Regions from separate parts of the Homo sapiens genome. Here regions 1 and 3 are each linked to region 2. Evidence: read pairs that join two places in POLR2A ChIA-PET (ENCODE). Cell type or tissue: CD4-positive, alpha-beta T cell. All regions are shown on one strand. Each heading gives the region's core, and the rest is flanking DNA. Links, peaks and the distances in the headings are about the cores only. Region 1 has its middle 11 kb from the start of LINC02642. Region 2 overlaps SFMBT2 (Scm like with four mbt domains 2). Region 3 overlaps SFMBT2 (Scm like with four mbt domains 2).

Region 1 (6,719 bases), core at 1,720-6,719, 290 kb after region 2:
CCTGTCTGCATCCCGGTGCTGCATATAAATGGCCTCTGTGGCTTCAGCCTGCTTATTTCCATTCAAAGTGTACACTCTGCTTTTTCCCCAAAGTAAAAGCATTTCCAGGAGCGCCAAGCACATCTCTTTTTTGTAGACTTCCTCTTGGCAGAGTGAATACTGCTGATTTATAAATTACATGGAGGTGTGCAAAGGAGATCAAGGTTCAGTGGATGTGAGCCCACATATGGCACCTCCCACAGGCCCAGACGCTGCCCTTAATTCTCAGCTCATCGCTTCTGCCAACCTTGTCAGTTCTGGCCACTCAAGCGGCACTCTGATCAAAGCAAAAGTAGTTGTCTTCCTCTTAGAAAAGAGGAAATAGGGTTCTTCCTTTTGCAAGTTAACATACTCAAAGCATCATTTCCCTTGTTGAATTTTTCCTAATCCTTATTTGAAATAGGCTCCTATGCCTTCATAGGGGGCCATTTTCATTGGCGAAGAAATTGTCCTCTGTTTTTTTGTTTGTTTGTTTGTTTGTTTGTTTTTACTATCAGATGCAGAACTCTATTTGAATGAAATCTTTATAGGAAAGAGGACATGCCTTCGATGACCACATTCCCCTCCCATAATCTGATGCTAGAATGCAGTGGAATGCACATTGCTTCTCATCACAAATAGCCACTGAAAAGGAGAAATTCTTGGCATTGTGGACTCACTACTTCCTGTGGATAATTACTAGAAATATACGCGTGTGCATGCATGTATGTTGTGTATGTGCCTGTCCAACATGCTGGGTCAAACTTTTGGATCTTTGAATCATACTGACTATGTGGAATACAAACATGATACCGCACCCTGTGGATCGTCACAGTCTCCCTGTTTCTCTCGGCAATGCTGGCTGGTTGTCTCACCAGTTAATGAATGAAAGAAGAGGGAAAGGGAAGGAAAGGGGATGAAGAGGAAGAAGAGGAGAGATGGCAGGAAGCTCTGACATACACAGCCCCACTCACTGGCTCACTTTCCAGCCTCTGCTGTTATTCCTTCCTTCTGGGCTCATACCCTGGGTCTCCAGCCAACTGGTGATGAGAGTCCAGGGACTTTACTGCCTTTTCACCTGTCTGGTGTCTCAAAACAGAGAACTGCAGCCCAAGACCATTTTACCTTTGCAGTAGAATGTGAGAATTAAAACTGATCTCGGCTGGACACGGTGGCTCACGCCTGTAATCCCAGCACTTTGGGAGGCTGAGGCGGGTGGATCACCTGAGGTCAGGAGATAGAGACCATCCTGGCTAACATGGTGAAACCCCATTTCTACTAAAAATACAAAAAATTAGCCGGACATGGTGGCGTGTACCTGTAATCCCAGCTACTCAGGAGGTTGAAGCAGGAGAATTCCTTGAACCTGGGAAGTGGAGGTTGTAGTGAGCCGAGATCACGCCATTGACTCCAGCTTGGACAACAAGAGCAAAACTCCATCTCAAAAAAAAAAAAAAAATACTGATCTCAATTCAGGCAGGCTCTGTGGCTCACACCTGTAATCCCAGCACTTTAGGAGGCTGAGGAGGGAGGATCACTTGAGGCTAGAAGTTTGAGACCAGCCTAGGCAACAGAGCAAGACCCCATATCTACAATCAATAAAATAGAAGTTATCTCAATGCAATAGACGTGAGGAACAGCATGGTGGGACAGATCAAGTGATTTTTTTTCCATGGCCATCAGGACCAGGACAAAAAGCCTGTTCTTTGGACTTCCTCAGTCCTGTGTGACACCAGACTCAGGCTGCTTCTTCTCACCCCCTCTTAGCTCACCCTGGCCTCAGCAGCTTCATCCTGGCCTTGGGGACACCTGTCACACAGGGTGGGGACAAACACCACCATATTTACAGACACACCACAGCAGTGGTTTCCAACCACGGGTGATTTTGCCTCCTTGGGAGATTGTTCGCAATGTCTGGAAGTAATTTGGGTTGTCACAGCTCGGGGGAAGGGGTGTGCCACTGGCATCTAGTGGGTAGCAGAAAAGCCCCCTGCAACAGAGAATCATCCAGCCCCAAGCGCCAATAGTGCCGAGGTGGAGAAACCCTGAACTTCCCAACATCTCAAGGTTGTTTCGCCAAATCCAGAGTCAGATCTTCCCCGGGGTTGGTTTTGGAAGGTGCTTTTGCATATCTGTGGATGGTGAGAAGTTCTGAGACTGTGGGGACTGCTGGGCAGGGTGGAGGGAGAGTTAAAATATCTGGGCTGGAGAGTCCTGGCTCCAATCTTAGCCATCTGTGAGCTCAAGAAGCCACTTTCTGTCTCAGGCCTCAGATTGCACTGGAAGATATCTCTGCCCCAGTGTGGTCGGGGTTGTGGAGACTTGAAGCCGGTCCGGTGCAGCCCACAGAAAATGCTTTGGAAATGTCTGAGCACCTTAGGTGGGCTCGGCCGAGGCTGACATTTCGAGTACATGACAGTTATTGGCTTTCACACCACCTGGTCAGAGCCCAGCCCCTGTGTACAAGGACACCCTGACCAGCCTTCATCGGCCCGTTACCCACTCACTGCTCAACTCCACTCTGAACAGGTGGGGTGAGGTCTCAACACTCCCCTGCATATAGCCTGCTGCGTTCCCATATTCTCTACTAGCAACTATTTGTTTTACCTCCACGCTCTTTCCTCAACCCCCAATCTCTGTCTTCGTAACCATCAGGAACAATGTCTACGGTTCATCCACATCCCAGACCAGACACTCCATGATGGCAGAGCCATGGGCCCTGGACTAGTCTCCTCCTAGTGTGGCAGCAAATCCTCACAACCATGATGAAACCTTTCTAGTGACCACTCTGAAAAGGATGGCTCTCCTGCCCCATGTCATCCCCAGGCCCTGACCTGAGCCACTCCCCACGCATCTCATTCACGCCCTGTTGGTTCCCTGATACCCTCTGACTCAAATAACTCTTCTTGGAGGATCCTTGAAGTTTTTTGAGAATTGCTGTTCAGAATAAGTTATCTCTACTAGAAATGTCTTGAGGTCCGTGAATAGGCGTCTAGGATGCATTACGCATAGGAGATGCCCAACAAATATTTGCCACCTCGACTTGGTAAACAACAGGCCCAACAGATGTCATGGCATCGTATTTCTCTGTGTTGTAATTGGCGTATGTCTCAGGGGTGCAGTCGCTTTTTAGTTTCCGTCATTACTGCTACACGGATCTGTTTCTCACTTTTTCTTATCACTGTTAGTTCCTTGCCATTTCACCAGAGAGTTATAGCAGAGAGGAAAAAAGAAAACAAAACTCAGAGAAAAAAAGGATGAGATGGAATCCAACCAAAACCTCAGTGCCACTGCTGACCCCAAATCTGAATTTAAAAAAATAAAATAAAATAAATAAAAAATTAAAAAAAAATTCTCTGGTCCAAAACTTTTAGTTATTTTTTTTCCATCCCTCAGAAACACTAACTTAGAAATTAAGTGGTAAGTGATTTGGCTTTTCTTTTATATATTTTAAAATATATAAACATGGACACATTCTTTGGGAGCTTTAAGTCTTTTAACTCAAAGGAGAATTAATTTCAGTAAACTGCCGTCAACGTGGTGGTTGTGAACGACAGTCTGTTTATGTGCAAAGCCGTACTTTTCCATTGAGTCTATTCTTTGAACTGATAAATCTCACCTGAGCAGAAACCACGGCCACAAAATGTCACAAGCAGAGAGCACAATGCTGCAAGCACTTAGCAGCTCAAAGTTTTTACACCTCGGCTCTACAGTAGCAGCAAGATTTTCACTAATTGTGTGGGGCCCCAGGATGTGTTTTGGTTTTGCAAGGTTTTTTGCAGACTCTGCCTTCCTGTTCCTCTGTCTCGGTGTGCTCTCACACACACACAATGCAGAGGACAAGCGCACGTCTTTACAATTCAAAACCAGAAAAGACCAGAACATTTTTAATTAGTCTGAAAATAAATTTAAAAAAATAGCAGCTCTGAAAGATGTGTTCCTCTATCTCTTTCCTCTGGAAGGCTGCAATTTAATATGTTTATGGGGAGAAGTGGTCCCTACAATCCCAAGAAAAGTAAGGGGGAGTTGGGGGAGTCTCAACCCAATTATTTGGCAGTCAACTTTGCCCCTCCAATAAATGAAACTGCAAAGCTGTCTTTTACAGGATACCCAGGCACTGACAGCAAACTGCAGGACCACAGTTTCACATCCATTCCCTGGGGGCATGATTTAAACCCAGAAACCTGTCATCAGGAGGGAAGTGGAGAGCGGCTCCAGGACTGGCTGAGAAGTGATGGTGAAGGGTTTTTGTCTCCCTTTCAACCCCGTAAACCTAAGTGAACCCGATCTCTGATTGATTATTAAACACTTCGCATTCAATGGCTGAAGGACAGTCTACTCGTTAAATCAGTGATTCTTAGCAGAGCTATTTCTGCTAGATGATATTGTTGGGTGCTGGGAAGGAGGTGCCGATAATGAGAAGGAAGTAGCCATCGCAAGTTGGCAAAACTCCCGAGGAAGTTTAAAAAAAAAAAAATAACTTCCGTCAGCATCATTGCCTGCAAAATGGATGCCATTCTTTTTGAGATTAAGGAATCCAGTGAACAAACACAAGTCAATCACATTTACTACGGAAAACAATTACTCAATTCAGCGAGAGGAAGAATAACATCTACCGGAGTTCTAGCCTTCCATTCTGAAGGGGCATGGAGAGGGGACGAGGTTTCTTCCTCATCTCAGATGGATCCTTTGCAGAATTCATGCTAATGAAGGTTAACCTGTTTCTCTTTATCTCTGTCATGAGTTATTAATGTCTGGTATCAGTTATTTGCAAATTTTAAACTATTTTGCACAGCAGCACCTAACACCATGGTATTTTGTCTAAACAGGGATTTCTTGGTCTTCACAGCACACTTGGTGTGCCTACGGAAGGCGTCATCGTGGTTATTTACAAGATGTGTTTTCTTTCCATTTTTACGGTTTTTATTTTTCCCCCACTTCACTCGGAATAACATCGTCTCCTGTCTATCTGGGGATAAAAGATGATTACCTTTTTGTTCAGAATCCACTAAACTAATACACTTCTTCTGTTTGTTGCTAAGCAACCAAGCTGGGTTACCCGGAAGCAGCAGACTCCGCTGTCAGTCACCGGCTCCTTTCTGATAATTGACCATCAGAGAGTTTGCCTGGTAGGGGGAAGAGCTCGTAGTCAAAAGACTTTAGAAATCTTTTTAAAAATTCAGCTATCCAAAGGTTTGCCAAAGCGTTCTATCCTAGACAAACAAATGATGGCAAACGCACCTAATAGGTTACTAATCGGTAATAAAAGGAACGGTACGCCACACACAGGAATTGGGATGAAACTCAGATGCATTGGAAAGAATCCCAACACAAAAGAGTCCATCCTAGGCATTCTAGCTCATGTCTGTGAAACTCTAGAAAAGGCACATCGAATCTAAAGAAACAGAAAGTGAGGAAGGGCTGCCCGGGGCTGGGAATGGGCATCCCTAGAGACAGGGTGAAAGGAACTTGCGATGGTGGAAATGCGCCATCATCTACACCTTTATTTTATTTTTATGGATTTAGCGGGTACAAATGCATTTTAGTTACTTGGATAGACTGCATAGTGGTGAAGTCTGTGCTTTTAGCGTAACCATCACCTGAACGGTATAAATTGTACCCAATAGGTTATTTCTCATCCCTCACGCCCCTCCCAACTTCCCACTTTTTGGAGTTTCCAATGTCTATTCTTCACTCTGTCTGTCCATGTGTACCTATTGTTTAGTGAGAACATGCAGTATCTGACTTTCCGTTGCTGAGTTACTAAAAATACGGAACGCATCATGAATTTGCAAGTCATCCTTGCACGGTAGTCATGCTAATCTTCCCTGTATCTCTGCAATTTTAGTATATGTGCTGCTGGAGGGAGCACCCCATCATTTATATATTAATTGTGGCTGAGATTGCACAGATACAAATCAAAATGTCATTTAAATGGATACCTTTTATTGTATGTAAATTAATTAAAAAATGAAAGCTATGAGTGTGCATCACGGTTTATTACATTTTGACTTAGTTGTGTTATTTTTAGGGTTAGGAAGTCCTTTCCTATTGAGAGTCATTGTTTTACAGGGAAAGGAAATTCATGTCACATAAGTAAAATGCAACTTCATTTTTAAAGGAAGAATTTCATTTTTTAAAGGACATTTACTTGAGAAGTATTATAATTGATATTTCTTCCTTGGTTCCTTTTTTCCTGTCATTTTAATTTTTATTAAAATTATACATGCAAATAATTTAGAGCATCCTACTTATTGGAAGCAACTACTTTCAATTCTTTTCAGCTATTTCTTTTGGAATTAGTTTTACATTTCTAGTAAAATGTTTATACTACTGCTTCTTGACTTTTCAGATTTTGCTGTCTTGGTTTCTAACTCTAGAAATTCAGTATATAATATTCTTTCTCACCTTCTTCTCTCACCACACACACAGACACACACACACACACACACACACACACACACACACACACTTCCTGGTTCCTTATCTTCCCAATGTAGTTATACCATAATTTTGTTTAGATTTGTTTACCTTCTTGTGACTGTGTAAATGCCATTTGTTGCTGATATGAGTAGTAAACTATGATTACTTTTCCTTCCCTGCACAGCTTTTTGTTTTCCCTGGAGTTAATAGGTGCCAGGTTTTGTTTTGTGCTATTTGTTTGCTCAAGGGTCACTGCACACCTACCATCCTGGATCTTC
Region 2 (6,841 bases), core at 799-5,798:
TCGAGATGCATTTTGTGACTGCGAAAAGAAAATGCCTTCTGGAGTTCAATTCAGCCTGGGAGCAGGCAGCAATTAAATTATGAAAAGCATCGGATATTGAATGTTTTTCCCTTGGCTTTTCTTGATGCCACATCATCCGTCTCCAAATTCAACAAGCTCTCTATAAAACTTTGGAATTGTGAGCTGAATAATTTCTGTGCACATGACAATGTCATGTATTATAGTTACCTAATGAAAATAACTAAGTGGACAGCTGCTATGACTAGCCACAGTTAGACTGAATTATTGTGCTTTGCAAAACACTGGAGTTCAGTTCATTATGTGCTTGATCAGAGAGGGTAGCAGGGAGCCTGCCCCTGCCCCCAAACTAATAGGACCTTAGGTGTCTCATCTTCCTCCACTGATATGGTTTGGCTGTGACCCCACCCAAATCTCACCTTGAATTGTAGCTCCCATAATTCCCATGTGTTGTGGGAGGAACCTTGTGGGAGGTAATTGAATTGTAGGGGTGGTTTCCCCCATAATGTTCTCGTGGTAGTGAATAAGTCTCATGAGATCTGATGGTTTTATAAGGAGTTCCCCTTTTTGCTTGGCTCCCATTCTCTCGTCTGCTGCCATGTAAGACGTGCCTTTTGCCGTCTGCCATGATTGTGAGGCCTCCCCAGCCATGTGGATCTGTGAGTCCCTTAAACCTCTTTTCCTTTATAAATTGCCCAGTCTCAGGTATGTCTTGATCACCAATGTGAAAACGAACTAACACATTCCCCCACCTCATTTCTCAGCTCTTTTACAGTAAAATCCTTAAGAAGAGTCTACACTCAACAGCGCCTTTTCCTCTTCTTCAGTCCTCTCTGGAACCCAATCCAATGGGGCTTTTCTGTGTCCACAATGTCCCTGAAACTGTCTTATCCAGATGCCTGGTGAGAGCACATGGCCGAAACGCTGGGCAGCTCTGGGTCTATTCTCACCCTGCCGGCAGGGGCTTCCCTGTCTTCCACCTCACGCTCTGAGAGCCTCACCTCCCAACAACCGCCAGGGCGATCCTTTCAACAGGTCAGATCAGGCCTTTCCTCTGCTCTGTTCTTCTCTTAGGATTGTTCTTCCTGGGGAAACCCTTCCAGACCATCCCTCCCCATCCGGGTCTTTACTCCAAAGTCCGTATCAGAAAGGTCTCTGCGAGTATCCTCTGTACACAGCACATTCCTCCCTTCATTCTCTGGCCTCTCATGGATAACTTGTCTTATTATTAGTATAGGATTATTCCGTAATTGGCTTATTTGTTCACCATCCACCCCCACTAAGACATAAGCAGCAGGAAATCAGGGACTTCATTCTGTTTGCTGCTGTATCCATGGCAGATACAACCATAACTGGCAAGAGTAGGTGCTCTATAGATATTTTTTGAATTAGTTCAATAATTTCAATATGGGCTCTGAAATTAAATTATTCTGTTCATCTAAAAATTAACAATAAATTCACTCCAAGTATTTGATGCCATATAATCTACATGAATGGAGGCTCAGGAGTTATCATTTGCTATTGCTTTTCATTGCTACAAAATCTTATCCTATGCTATGATAAGAAAGTTCATCAAATTTATCTTGTCTTCTCTATGAGAAAATAATAAAGAAAAGCCTGACATGCAAAAAAAAAAATGTGCACTTTTCCTTTGCCAACCTTCCCTCAGCACCCCAGACCATGTGAGTGTGTTCAAGTTCACACCCACCCGTAAGCCTGGCACATTATTCTTAGTGGGTTAACTAATGTTCAGCATAAATTGAAAACAGCAGCAACAAAAACACAGCACAGTATCTTCAAGAGGCCTGTCTGCATCTGTCTTTGATTCCGAGGACTGACTTCGCTGAGGTCAGCTGGGTAAGACATTCCCTCTGTCCAATATCACATGGAAAAGTCCTCAATACGAGATCGTCATTCCTACTCCCTCAACACCTCCTCCCCTGGGTGTTACCGATAAACTTACGACTGCTTCGAAGAATGAAAGCTCTTCTCCTACCACCAAGTCTATGAACACTGAAGGCTGCTTGGGGCAGCCGACTTTCAGGATTCCGACCAGAAAGCTTTCTAGTTTTTAGGTACATGTTGTTGTGAGTGATAGCCCAGGACAAATGCTCAGAGCTCCACAATGAAGGGGAAATTCAAACAGCACATGACAGACTCCCCAGATGTGAGAACCAGACACCCCAAACAAAAACACGGAGGGAAATCGCTTAATGCATCAGCCACAGGGGCAGAAATCGAAACCGTAAATAACAGCTGAGGCCAAATCCCAAACCGCCAGGTCCCACTGGAAAGATCCCAAACTGCAGGTGACCAGGAGCCAGAGTCACCTGAGCCCTTTGGGGGTCGGAGGTCACATCACTATTTGCAGTGGGGCGTCTCTGACTCAGGGCCGGGGGTCCGGGGCACACCGCATTCTGGTTCAGGGGTGCCGCACTACTTCTTTGATTCTGCTGGTCTACGCCTTCACACCCAGTCTTTGGACCTCAGCTGAGTGCCCTGGTCTCACCAGCATCTCAGCAAACGGGGTGGAGAGTTACACTGGAGCAAAAAAACAAGCCCTGAGAAGCGCCTCATTGCAAAGCATCCTGGGTGCCAGGCTTCCTGGGGCTTTCTCTGAACTCTTAAGCACCAAAAGAAGAAAAAAGAGAGCAGAAAATCAGGCGTTCTATTTCTACCTTTCTATAGAAGGTTACAGCTCATCGATTTCCTTTCTATAAACGTTCCTCTCTTAAGCTCCTGAACCTGGACTGCCAAAAAGCAGCACACAGGACAGGCCAGGTCTGCTGCCGAGCAAACACAAGTGGAGAGCCCCTGCCTGCTCAGCACCCCTGAAGCTCATGCGGAAAACCCACAAAGGGGTGCCCACAGATGGCCCACATGAAAGGCATGTTTCTCTTTTTTTCTGAAAAACAGAAGTTAGATACTGTCACTGACATTTACATACTGATATTTTAAGCCAAATAAATTCTAAGAAAAACCACAAGGCTCCCCAAGTCTCTGAGAGCCACCCTGGGATTTTCTCCAAGGACAATGTCCCCCCACCATGATGTGTGGAGTCCCTGTGAAGGCAGAGGCTCCATCGCCCTACCCAGGTGCGTGTTTTCAGAGTCGTTTCTGCCAGGAGCGCTTGGCTGGTCTGCTCTCACCTTCATCATGGGTCTGTGTCTGCAGCTGAAACAGTCACTCCAGGACCCACGGACAGGAGTAAATAGATTAGATGTTCCGCTCCCCGTTGGCCTCTTGTGCCCAGGCTGGCTCACTGGTTTGCTTTCTCTTTCACACACAGACACTAGCCTGATACACTGTCTATAAAGTGAGGACTACAGGCCTGGTGATTCATGAGATGGTATGTAAGTTACAAGGCAAAAATTTCCTGAACACCTCGTGCAATGCAAAGGAACGCAACAGCCGACAAGACCCTTTTGGTCATAGGAGGCGAGCAATCTCCTGATATGACATAGATCATGGTTTATCTCTCTTTTGGGGACCCTGGTACTCCGGGAGAGGTTGGGGTAGAAGGATTTGGGATAGAAAAAGATGCTCCCAATGGACAATGACCCTACTGAGCATGGACACGTGACTTAGGATAAACAGCATCACCACTGCCTGTGCCTAACAACTCCACCCTCCATGCAACTGGGCATGGGCATCCTGTAAAAGGCCCAGCATGTGAGGGGCGGTCACCAGCTGGGCCTGTGCCTCCACGCCAAGGCCTGCTTCGTTCTGAGTTTGCTTATGGGGTACGTCTGGACCTCAGTGGACCATTGAGTGACTCTGGTTCCAGCTTCTCCCAGGTCCCCTACCTCCCCTCGCTGCACCCCCTCGAATTGAGGCCAGACACGCTCGTGGTCCTGCCAAACCCCACTCAACTCTAACACCCATCAAGTGAGTAGAGCCATGCATTAAAGACCACTTTTGCCAGAAACTTCGTCCTCTCTTATAAAGCGGCCCACTCAGACAGAACCCAGAACTGGACTCTGCAGCCTGCACTGAGCCTTGCCAAAGACCATGTCTGCATCCACACCCCGAGACGTCTATTTCTGGCAGAACAGATCAGGGTGAACCGCTCTCACTGCACATCTCCTACACATAAAGTGTTCAAGTTCCTAATAACACCGATGGCCAGGAAAAGCAATGCACTCTGTCTTTACTTCCATTACCTCGTTCTCTTTAACTAAAATGAAATTTGAAGCTACAGAGGCTCTGGTACTGAAAGAGGAGCATTAGCGTAAATATTAGCTTGGTGGCACTTACATTTTTCTTGCACTCACAGAACTGAAGCACTCACCTACTTTTTTGTTTTGTTTTGTTTTTCTTTCTTCCTGCCACATGCATTTTTCAAACATCAGCAAAAAACTAGTTTTGTCATTAGAAAACTGCTCTGGACTCGGCTTTAAATTTGGCCGCTGGCACTTATCGGAGAATTGATCAGGGATAACCACTTCTGACTTAAACAAATCATTTAGTAAAGTAAAACAGCCAGCCCCTCAAGACAGGCTGAAGCCAAGGTCATCTTGTGTGTTAACAGAGCTGGCAGATAAGGGAAGGTGTCATTTCAACAACGGAACACGTCACGTGAAACAGGCTTGCAGGCAGCTTCGAAGAAGCCCATCAGCTCTCCGTATTTTTGTCAGTTGTTGTGTCCTCATCCTATCACTCACAACAAAAACAGGCAGAAATACAGGCAGACAACATTGCCCTAGTGGAAATCCATTCACAGACTGACAGCTGTGGCAGACGGAAGAAAGTCAATTCTCACTCTAGGGTCCTATTTCCGATGGTGGCAGAAATTCTTATGTGTAATCCTGGCTTGATTTCTGTTTGGATTGAGTTTAGTATCTGCAGGGATCTCCAATCTGTGCCAATTTATTCACTTAGCATTAACTAGCGGTCCTGCTGCTTAACCACACTGCGGAGCCCTTCCCAGGGTGTGGCCCTCCCAACTCAATCACCCTTTCTCTTTAGCTGTGAATTTCTCATATATGGAATCTACTTGCCACTTAGGCTTAGTGAGATGCGTACTGTTCGATTTCAAGACCAAATGCAGAAATGAGCTATTTACAAGGAAGGCAGCTCCATTCTGCTGCTAAATGAAGATGTGTATGAAGGCCCTGGTACAATGGCCAGGCCTGCAACAGACTCTAAACACGAACAAGGGCCCTTTCTGGGTCCATCCCTTGCAGTCTGCACATTTCAGGTGCTGTGAGGATCCTCTCCTCTTCCCTCCTTCATCACCCGCACCCCAGATGCCCCAGCCTTGTTCCTGCTCCTCTCCCTACCAGGGGCAGGCCACCTGTTCCGCAGTCCCCACAGATTGCAGATGCCTCCGGTGTGATCTCACAGTGTGCATGCCAGGTCCTGTCCTGGAACCTGGGACCACGTGGCTACCTTCTATTTACATACTCATCTTTCCCATCGACTGGACGCTCATGTGGGCCAGGGACCACCTGCTTAACATTCTACATGCTCCCAAATAAATGACCACAACAATAGCCTTATCGATTTCTGACAGGTTTCTTCTAAACTGTAACCTCTACTTCCTCTCTCAAGCAGATGTTTTTTTAAATAAAAAGGTCTTTAACTACGAATACCACTGATGACCAGGAAGAGAAAATGCCCTCTGACTTCCCTTCAATGGCCTCTTTCTCCTCAAGTGAAATGATATTTGAAATCACACCGAGGCTCTCGTGTGGAGGGAAAGCTTGAGTCTCGCATCCCTCTGAGGGTGCCCTATCCATAGATTCAAGTCCAAATCACTTAAAATATCAGAGAAGGCCTTTCACAAGCAGGCCCCATCCAATTTGCTCCATCCAACCTCACACTGAAGCATCAAGGCAGGCCAGCTTCCTGTTTTTCTTCTCAAAATCTAATGCACCCTTTTATGCCACGGTTTATCTCCAGCCTAAGTTCCTAAGCTCCAGCCATACCTGACTTTCCTTTCTGAAACACACCTTGAATGCCCACCTGTGTGGCCATGCCCACGCTGTGCAATCAGGATCCTACACACTCTGCCTAAGCCAGATGAAATGTCACTTGCCATATATTTGTCCTGCACTCTACTCCCAGGACACTGTGTTCCTGCCTCTCTCTCGGACGCCCAACTGTACATCAAGCTGAGGATTACATCATCTCCCTAACAAGAGCAGGAAACCCCAACAGGCAGAAGGCAGAGCCTATTTCTTTTTTAATCCAATGCTTCCGATGGTGCCTGGCTCCTCAAAGTTACCTGACAAACATTTGTTCAATGGATCAATGGATTGCTGTGCCTGCAGAATTTTAAGAAACATTCATCATGGTACGGTGGCAATAGAGAATATCCATTTGGTATCCTCTTTCTTCAGAGAAAGTACGGATACGTGTAAGAAAAGAGCAGAGATAGAGTTCCGGGAAGAGTTTGGAAACTATTCCAAATTTCCAATCTGTCTCCAAGCACTGTCTGAGGCTATGCTAGAAAAATGCAATGGAGAAGAAGCCTTCATCAACATCCTCAGGATTCACCTGTCTCTGCAGGTCGTCGCCCGAAGGCAGCAGAAGAAATGGGGAGCCACAGCCTCCAAGTGATGGGCCTGGATGTGACCCATGACACAAACCTCGTCAAAGTACCTGGAGACCATTGAAATACTTACCATTACCTCCCGTGTGCAGGTACCAGGTGCTCGGAAGAGATGGATGAAACAAAAAGATGGCACAGCACCATGACCCGGCCAAGGAGCGCCATTCTCGGTGATTAACACCCTCTGCTGCCTCATGAAGTCCTCTGTGCCATTCCAGGCTGGTTTACCTCTTTGGAAACCTCAACTCCAGTCCTAGGCCCTCACTC
Region 3 (6,838 bases), core at 1-5,000, 200 kb after region 2:
TTATATTACTGTTCCCATCTTACAGATAAGCAACCTAAGGGATGAAGTCACCTGCTCAGCATCACAGAGCCGCTAGTGGTGGGGCTGCGGTTTGAACCCACACAACTGGCTCCAGAAACCACGCCCTAACCAGTCAATTACAGTTCCCTTTCCCCCATTATCCACATTTCCCATAATGCAGCTATGACTTTTATATTTTTACTTAAATCATCGATTTTTAATAACTGAGCACCTATTGTGGGGAAGGGGCAATGAAAAGAAATAAAACTAAACTAGGGAGTGGCAGGGACCCCACACAGTGTCATCTGTGAGCACTCAACACTCCTAGGCATGGAGCATTTTTCTCCAAATTAATTCCTCCTGAAAAGCTTTCCTCAAGAGCTTACAGTAAACTTTTCTTAGCAAATTCTAAGACACATACAATTTTAAAACTAATGCCAGACAGATAAGTGCTGATACCATGCAGTTTTCTTGTGTGTGTATTAATGGAACATCTGATTTATTTATGCCAGACACCACGTTGGGCACTGGGGACAGACATATAAATACCAGTGGCTGCCAGCAAGGACAAGTGGCTGCTAAAAGCAAGTCTGTCCGTCCAACCGCACACATAACCACCACCAAGTCCACCAAGAATGTACCTGGAATCCCACGAAGGACAAGATGCAAATATCAACAAGGATAGGAAGGCGAGCTTGGGTGGGCCGGGGGGTGCATCAAAGCGGAACAGAAAATTAGGAGAGGCTCAAGAGGAAATGCCCAGAGGAGCCGAGGATAAGAGGAAACCAAAGGAGGATGGGCATGGTGGCTCACGTCTGTAATCCCAGCACTTTGGGAGGCTGAAGCGGGCAGATCACTTGAGGCCAGGAGTTTGAGACCAGCCTGGCCAACATGGCGAAACCCTGTCTCTATTAAAAATAGGAAAAAAAAAAAAAAAAACCAATTAGCTGGGTATGGTCGTGTGCACCTGTAATCCCAGCTACTCAGGAGGCTGAGGCAGAAGAATTGCTTGAACCCGGGAGGCAGAGGTTGCAGTGAGTTGAGATGGCTCCCACTGCACTCCAGCCTGGACGACAGAGCAACTCTGTTTCAAAAAAAAAAAAAAAAGGTAGAAAAGCCATTAAACGTGGAGGTACCAGCAGCAAACAGCATGGCAGACCCTTGGGAAAAAGTCTAAGGTGCCTCAAGGGAGAGGGTGGGAGACAGGAACGTGGAGCAAGCGGCATCACGCCCATTCATCCCCAAATATGTACTGATCCCCCATTCCATGTCAGGCACTGTTCCAGGCATGCGAAGGCATCTGTAACAAAACAAAACAAAAAATTCCTGCCCTGGTAGAGATCTCATCCTAATTGGGAGAAAGAGCCAATGGAGTTTTTTTTTTTTTTAATTAGTAGGTGATATAGCCTGTTAGATGGTGATAAGTGCTATAGGGAAAAATGAAGCAGAAAAGATCAGGCAAACAAAGAAGGATGATGATGATGATGATGATGATGATGATGATGATGATGATGATTGAGATGGAGTATTTGCTCTTGTTCACCCAGGCTAGAGTGCAATGGCCCAATCTTGGCTCACTGCAACCTCCACCTCCCAGGTTCAAGCAATTCTCCTGCCTCAGTCTCCCGAGTAGCTGGGATTACAGGTGCACCTGACCATACCCAGCTAATTTTTTTTTTTTTTTTTTTTTTTTGTATTTTAGTAGAGACGGAATTTCACCATGTTGGCCAGGCTGGTCTCAAACTCCTGGCCTCAAGTGATCTGTCCGCCTCTGGCTCCCAAAGTGCTAGGATTATAGACATGAGCCACCACACCCCACCAGAAGGATGATAATTATTTACATGACAGTCAGGCAAGACCTCAGGAAGTGATATCTGAACAAAGACTTGGGGTGAGAACAGAGAGGCAGGCTGAGCCCAGGTGAGAAGAGAATGTTTGCTACAGTAAGGGCCCGAGCCCTGCGTGTCACTCTGCAGATGGAGTGGATGTGGCAGGGTGTTCCAGGAAGTGAAATGATCAGGTTTGTTTCAGAAAAAGCACTCAGGGAGCCATAGGCGAGATGGATGAATGGAAACAAACTAAAAACATGGAAGTGCAGGCAAGGGTGTGAACTAAGACAGTGGAGAAGAAATGAAGGGAACAGGTCCAAGAAGTATTTGAGAGGCCCCATCAACAGAACGCCGTAGAAATTATGTTAACAAAATGCAATCTTTTCACAGCACACAGTCACAGTTCCTAGAATAAATTACTTCACTTTCCACAGCAACTAATGGAACCTATGCAGTGTCTGTGGAAACAGATAATTCTTGGGGAAACCTATCAAATATGAGAATAATAACCCACTTCACAGGAATTTCTATTTACATTCAATGGGATGTTTTTGGGGGGTTAGAGGGGCAAATCTTGGTGGTGACAACTGCTCCACCCATAAGCTTTGCAAAATAGAAACAGTATATTTTTAAAAAGCCTTTTCCTAACTACAACACCCTAACCCCCCAAAAAGGCTATTATTAAAAGAAAGCGTATTTCCTTTTGTTTCTTAAGCTATACGTAATTTCAAGAACAAAGTAAAAGTGTCTATTAATTAAAGTAACAGTTTTTTCCAAAGACAATACAAAAAACATTCAGAAGACTGGGCTTATAAAAGGTAACTTCCTGTTTTATACAATACACTTTGTGGTTTTGTACAAAGTTAACTCTACTATAATAGGCTCCTTTTGTCTCTGTTGGACAACAGAATTCTAGTACTGGAACTTCTTACAAGAGTTGTCTTGGACCAGTGAAAAGAACAGAGAGCTTGCAGAATAAGGGAATAACAAGCTATGTGGCTGTGTGACATAAACAAATTACTTAACCTCTCTACTCCTTGAATTTCTCATCAGTTCAATCAGAAAGCTTGATGAGATGCAATCACCCCTTTCAAATCTAAAATTTTATCAATCCAGGTGTTATTATGATTCATTGTACATTTTCTGCATTCAGATTATCCCTTTATGTTTGAAGCAAATTTAATACAATAAGCATCCTCCCCTCTCAACCCTATCTTTCCTTCTCCTTTCACTTGAGGTATAGTCAAAGAATAGAGTAATGCTAGCACAGGCTAAGCAAAGCCTTGTTAGGAAGAACACGAGTGAGAAAGAACATGCATTAGATATTACTCTTCAACTAGCCAAACATAACTGGGGGCTCATTATCTATGTTGAATGCATCTAGACCAGCACTGCCTGATCTATATCTGCTTGGTCCAGTACAGTAACCACTAGCCACACGTTGGCTACAGTGCACTGGAAGCGTATCTAGTACTGTTGAGGACCTGAATTTTAATTTTAATGACCTTGAATTGAACTAGGCACATGTGGGTAGAAGGTGGGCAGCCCAGCAAGCCACTGCACTGGAGAGCCGTATTTGAGGGCTTGGAACATGTCCTAAACAACCATCAATTCTTGGCTGTCTTAAAAGTTTTAATGTAATAATGTCAAGCTAGTTAAAACTCATGAATTTTTAAATCTAAGAAACTTCAAAAGGAGACTTAACAGTTTCCCCCTAATATTCCACAAATGATTCACGGCAAACTTCCTAACACAGCATAGGTTTTTATTAAATCAGCTGCATTTTTATATCAATGGAAAATGTCAAAGGAGAAACATCTTAGAAACTATTACGTGTGTCATACAAAGACTATTTGCTTTTTTTCATTCATTTATAAATTCAGGAAAATCATTCCGCCTCAAAAATGTAGTCATGTACCAAGTTTTTCTATAAAGAAAAAAAAGTCCATGAATATGGCTATTAATAAATCAGTTAAATGTCAGTGGCTTATAGACACTTATTAAAAGGGGAAAAGTTTGCTCAAGTCTTATGACTCCTCATTACCCATTTGCCTCTAACTAGACACTACAGAACAGTAATCTGAGACTGTAAAATTTAAATGCATCAAATCAATCATTTTAAATAGAACTCAAGGCCTGGTGCGTTGGCTCATGCCGGTAATCCCAGCACTTTGGGAAGCTGAAGCAGAAGGATCACCTGAGGTCAGGAGTTCGAGACTAGCCTGACCAACATGGTGAAACCCCATCTCCACTAAAAATACAAAAATTAGCAGGGCTTGGTGGCACGTGTCTGTCATCCCAGCTACTTGAGAGGCTGAGGCAGGAGAATCACTTGAACCTGAGAGGCTAAGGTTGCAGTGAGCTGAGATCGCACCATTGCACTCCAGCCTGGGCAACAGAGTGAGACTCCGACTCACTCAGTCAATCAATCAATCAATCAATAAAACTGAAGAGTAATAATACAAAGACCAACAAGAAAGCCACTGAAAGAGTAGCACAGTGGCTGGGCGTGGTGGCTCACGCCTGTAATCCCAGCACTTTGGAAGCCCAAGGCGGGTGGATCACGAGGTCAGGAGTTTGAGACCAGCCTGACCAACATGGTGAAACCCTGTCTCTATTAAGAATAGAAAAATTAGCCGGGCATGGTGGCACGTGCGTATAATCCCAGCTACTCGGGAGGCTGAGGCAGGAGAATCGCTTGAACCCAGGAGGTGGAGGTTGTGGTGAGCCAAGATAGCGCTACTGCACTCCAGCCTGGGCAACAGAGCGAGACTCTGTCTCAAAAAAAAAAAAAAAAACAGTAGCAGAGTGAAAGCTCACATGACTCTGGAGGGCAATGGCCGTGCCACTGGAAGACTTCCCCCTACGTCCACCCAGGTGACTGCAAAATTGATTCACTTTGCAAACGATGTGTCCCACTTTGACTTTTTCAACAACATTTAGTTTTTTCCTTCCTATAAGAGATAGACATGCTCTTGGTAGAAATCTTGAAAAGTAAAATTATAAAGAAAGAAATTAAAATCACTTGTAATTCTAATACTCAGTGATAATCAATTTTATGTTTCTATAGTATCTCCTCCTGATAGTTTCTCTGTGGATTTTGTTGTTGTTGTTTAGTTCACAGAGAATTCGGAATTCCAATCCATTTTTTCATTTTGCATTACACAGAAGGAATTTCTCGCGTCATTAAGATTCTCTGAAAACATGACTTGAAATGGTTGGATAATTTTTATTATAAAATGAATAAGGTCATGTATTTACCATGCCTCTGCTGCCGCCCATTAAAGCTGTTTATATTATTTTTTCACCATGGTAAGTAGCACTCTAGTCACGACTCTCAGTCAGAAATCCTACATCTCTGATGTCTCCTTAATGTAGAATCCCAGAAGTTAAATTATAGGGTCAAAAATATGGGGACACAGTTGAGGCTCATGACCCCCCTGAAAACATGCTCTCAAGTCCGCTAAGCTGGTTTACTAGCAGGGCAGGAGAAAACATCTAAACCCTTTATACCTTTTCTTTATTTGACATTCAAAAAATAGTATCCTGCCTGGGTGCGGTGGCTCACGCCTGTAATCCCAACACTTTGGGAGGCCGAGGTGGGCGGATCACTTGAGCTCAGGAGTTCAAGACCAGCCTGGGCAACATGCAGAAACTCAGTCTCTACTAAAAATGCAAAAATTAGCCAGGAGTGGTGGCACACACCTGTAATCCCAGCTACTCAGGAGGCTGAGGCAGGAGAATCGCTTGAACCCAGGAGGCAGAGGTTGCAGTGAGCTGAGATTGCACCACTGCACTCCAGCCTGGACAAAGAGCGAGACTCCGTCTCAAAGGAAAAAAAAAAATAGTATCCTGCCACTGTAATTTGTAATTCACCTGTTGATGCCTCTTTCACTTCCTTCCCATATTTAAACTACGTTGGTATCTGTGATGGATTTTTAAGAGATCTAGATTATTTTATCTCACAAAACTATTGCAAATATTTTTCCCAGTCTACCTTTTCGTGGTTTCTTTTGACAAGAGAGAATGTTTTTCTTTTTCAACTTAGTCAGATCTATCAATTTGCTTTATTTCTTCTAAAACTTGTAAAAGGTCTTCCCCTACCCTAAGATACCAGAAGTCTAACTTTTTTGGGATTTCAAGTTTTACATTCACTGTTTTAACATACAGGGAATTTACACTCAAATATTTCATCAGTTACACCTCTCAGTTCATCCTCCTCACAATTAAACAATCCACTCCTATCTCATTAGATGTTTATATCCTGTCTATCCTATATATACAAGTATGTGGATAGATTATATATATATATATATATATATATATATATATATATATATATATATATATAATTTTTTTTTTTTTGAGACAAGAGTCTTGCTCCGTCGCCCAGGCTGGAATGCAGTGGTGTGATCTCAGCTCACTCAACCTCCGCCTCCCAGTTCAAGTGATTCTCCTGCCTCAGCCTCCCGAGTAGCTGGGATTACACGTGCATGTAACCACACCTGGCTAATGTTTGTATTTTTCGTAGAGACGGCATTTTGCCATGTTGGTCAGGCTGGTCTCAAACTCCTGACCTCAGGTGATCCACCCGTCTTGGCCTCCCAAAGTGCTGGGATTACAGACATGAGTCACCATGCCCGGCCTCATATATTATATTCTTACACATACAAGGCTGTTTCAGTTCACCAAACTTTCATTCAATAAGAAAAGTCGAAGGAACAGAAACTCTGCATACTGTTCACATACCCCTCTAGTTAAACAATAATTAAATTGGGGTCATTTAAGGTAGGTTTGCAAAGGGACAGCAGTGATTTTTTGCAGTCTCTAATGACTTTGTCGTCCCAGGCATTCTACTGTGAGCAGAACATACCTGAAAGTGCACACAGGTAGAAATCACTGTGGCAGAGGCTGCTAACTCCACCACCCCTGAATCTGTCTTCTACTTTGTCTACAGTAAGGAGTAACTGGCTGACCAAAACAACATTGCCCAGCTTTCCTTGTGGTTA

Evidence for each region. Peaks named below come from ENCODE experiments on the same cell type or tissue, not always from the same donor. Only the 100,000 strongest peaks of a DNase experiment are listed, where the experiment ranks them.
Region 1: POLR2A ChIA-PET joins it to region 2 with 5 read pairs; 2 of 35 experiments call an interaction of 5 or more read pairs at or near these places.
Region 3: POLR2A ChIA-PET joins it to region 2 with 5 read pairs; 2 of 35 experiments call an interaction of 5 or more read pairs at or near these places.

Annotation. Positions count from the first base shown.
Region 1 is chr10:7,480,920-7,487,638 of GRCh38, forward strand. It overlaps the pseudogene RNU6-535P. Among named protein-coding and RNA genes, the nearest start is that of LINC02642, 11 kb to the left of the region's middle. RefSeq lists an enhancer at 1-177. In CD4-positive, alpha-beta T cell, for the core only: no CTCF peak of the experiment used is centred there; DNase peaks (open chromatin) are centred at 3,712 and 4,452; H3K4me3 peaks cover 1,512 bases; H3K27ac peaks cover 3,063 bases.
Region 2 is chr10:7,190,404-7,197,244 of GRCh38, forward strand. All of the region lies in intron 15 of SFMBT2 (Scm like with four mbt domains 2), which reads right to left. Among named protein-coding and RNA genes, the nearest start is that of SNORD129, 7.0 kb to the left of the region's middle. In CD4-positive, alpha-beta T cell, for the core only: no CTCF peak of the experiment used is centred there; a DNase peak (open chromatin) is centred at 2,848; H3K4me3 peaks cover 1,248 bases; H3K27ac peaks cover 2,300 bases.
Region 3 is chr10:7,386,856-7,393,693 of GRCh38, forward strand. All of the region lies in intron 1 of SFMBT2 (Scm like with four mbt domains 2), which reads right to left. Among named protein-coding and RNA genes, the nearest start is that of SFMBT2, 21 kb to the right of the region's middle. In CD4-positive, alpha-beta T cell, for the core only: no CTCF peak of the experiment used is centred there; a DNase peak (open chromatin) is centred at 1,946; H3K27ac peaks cover 914 bases.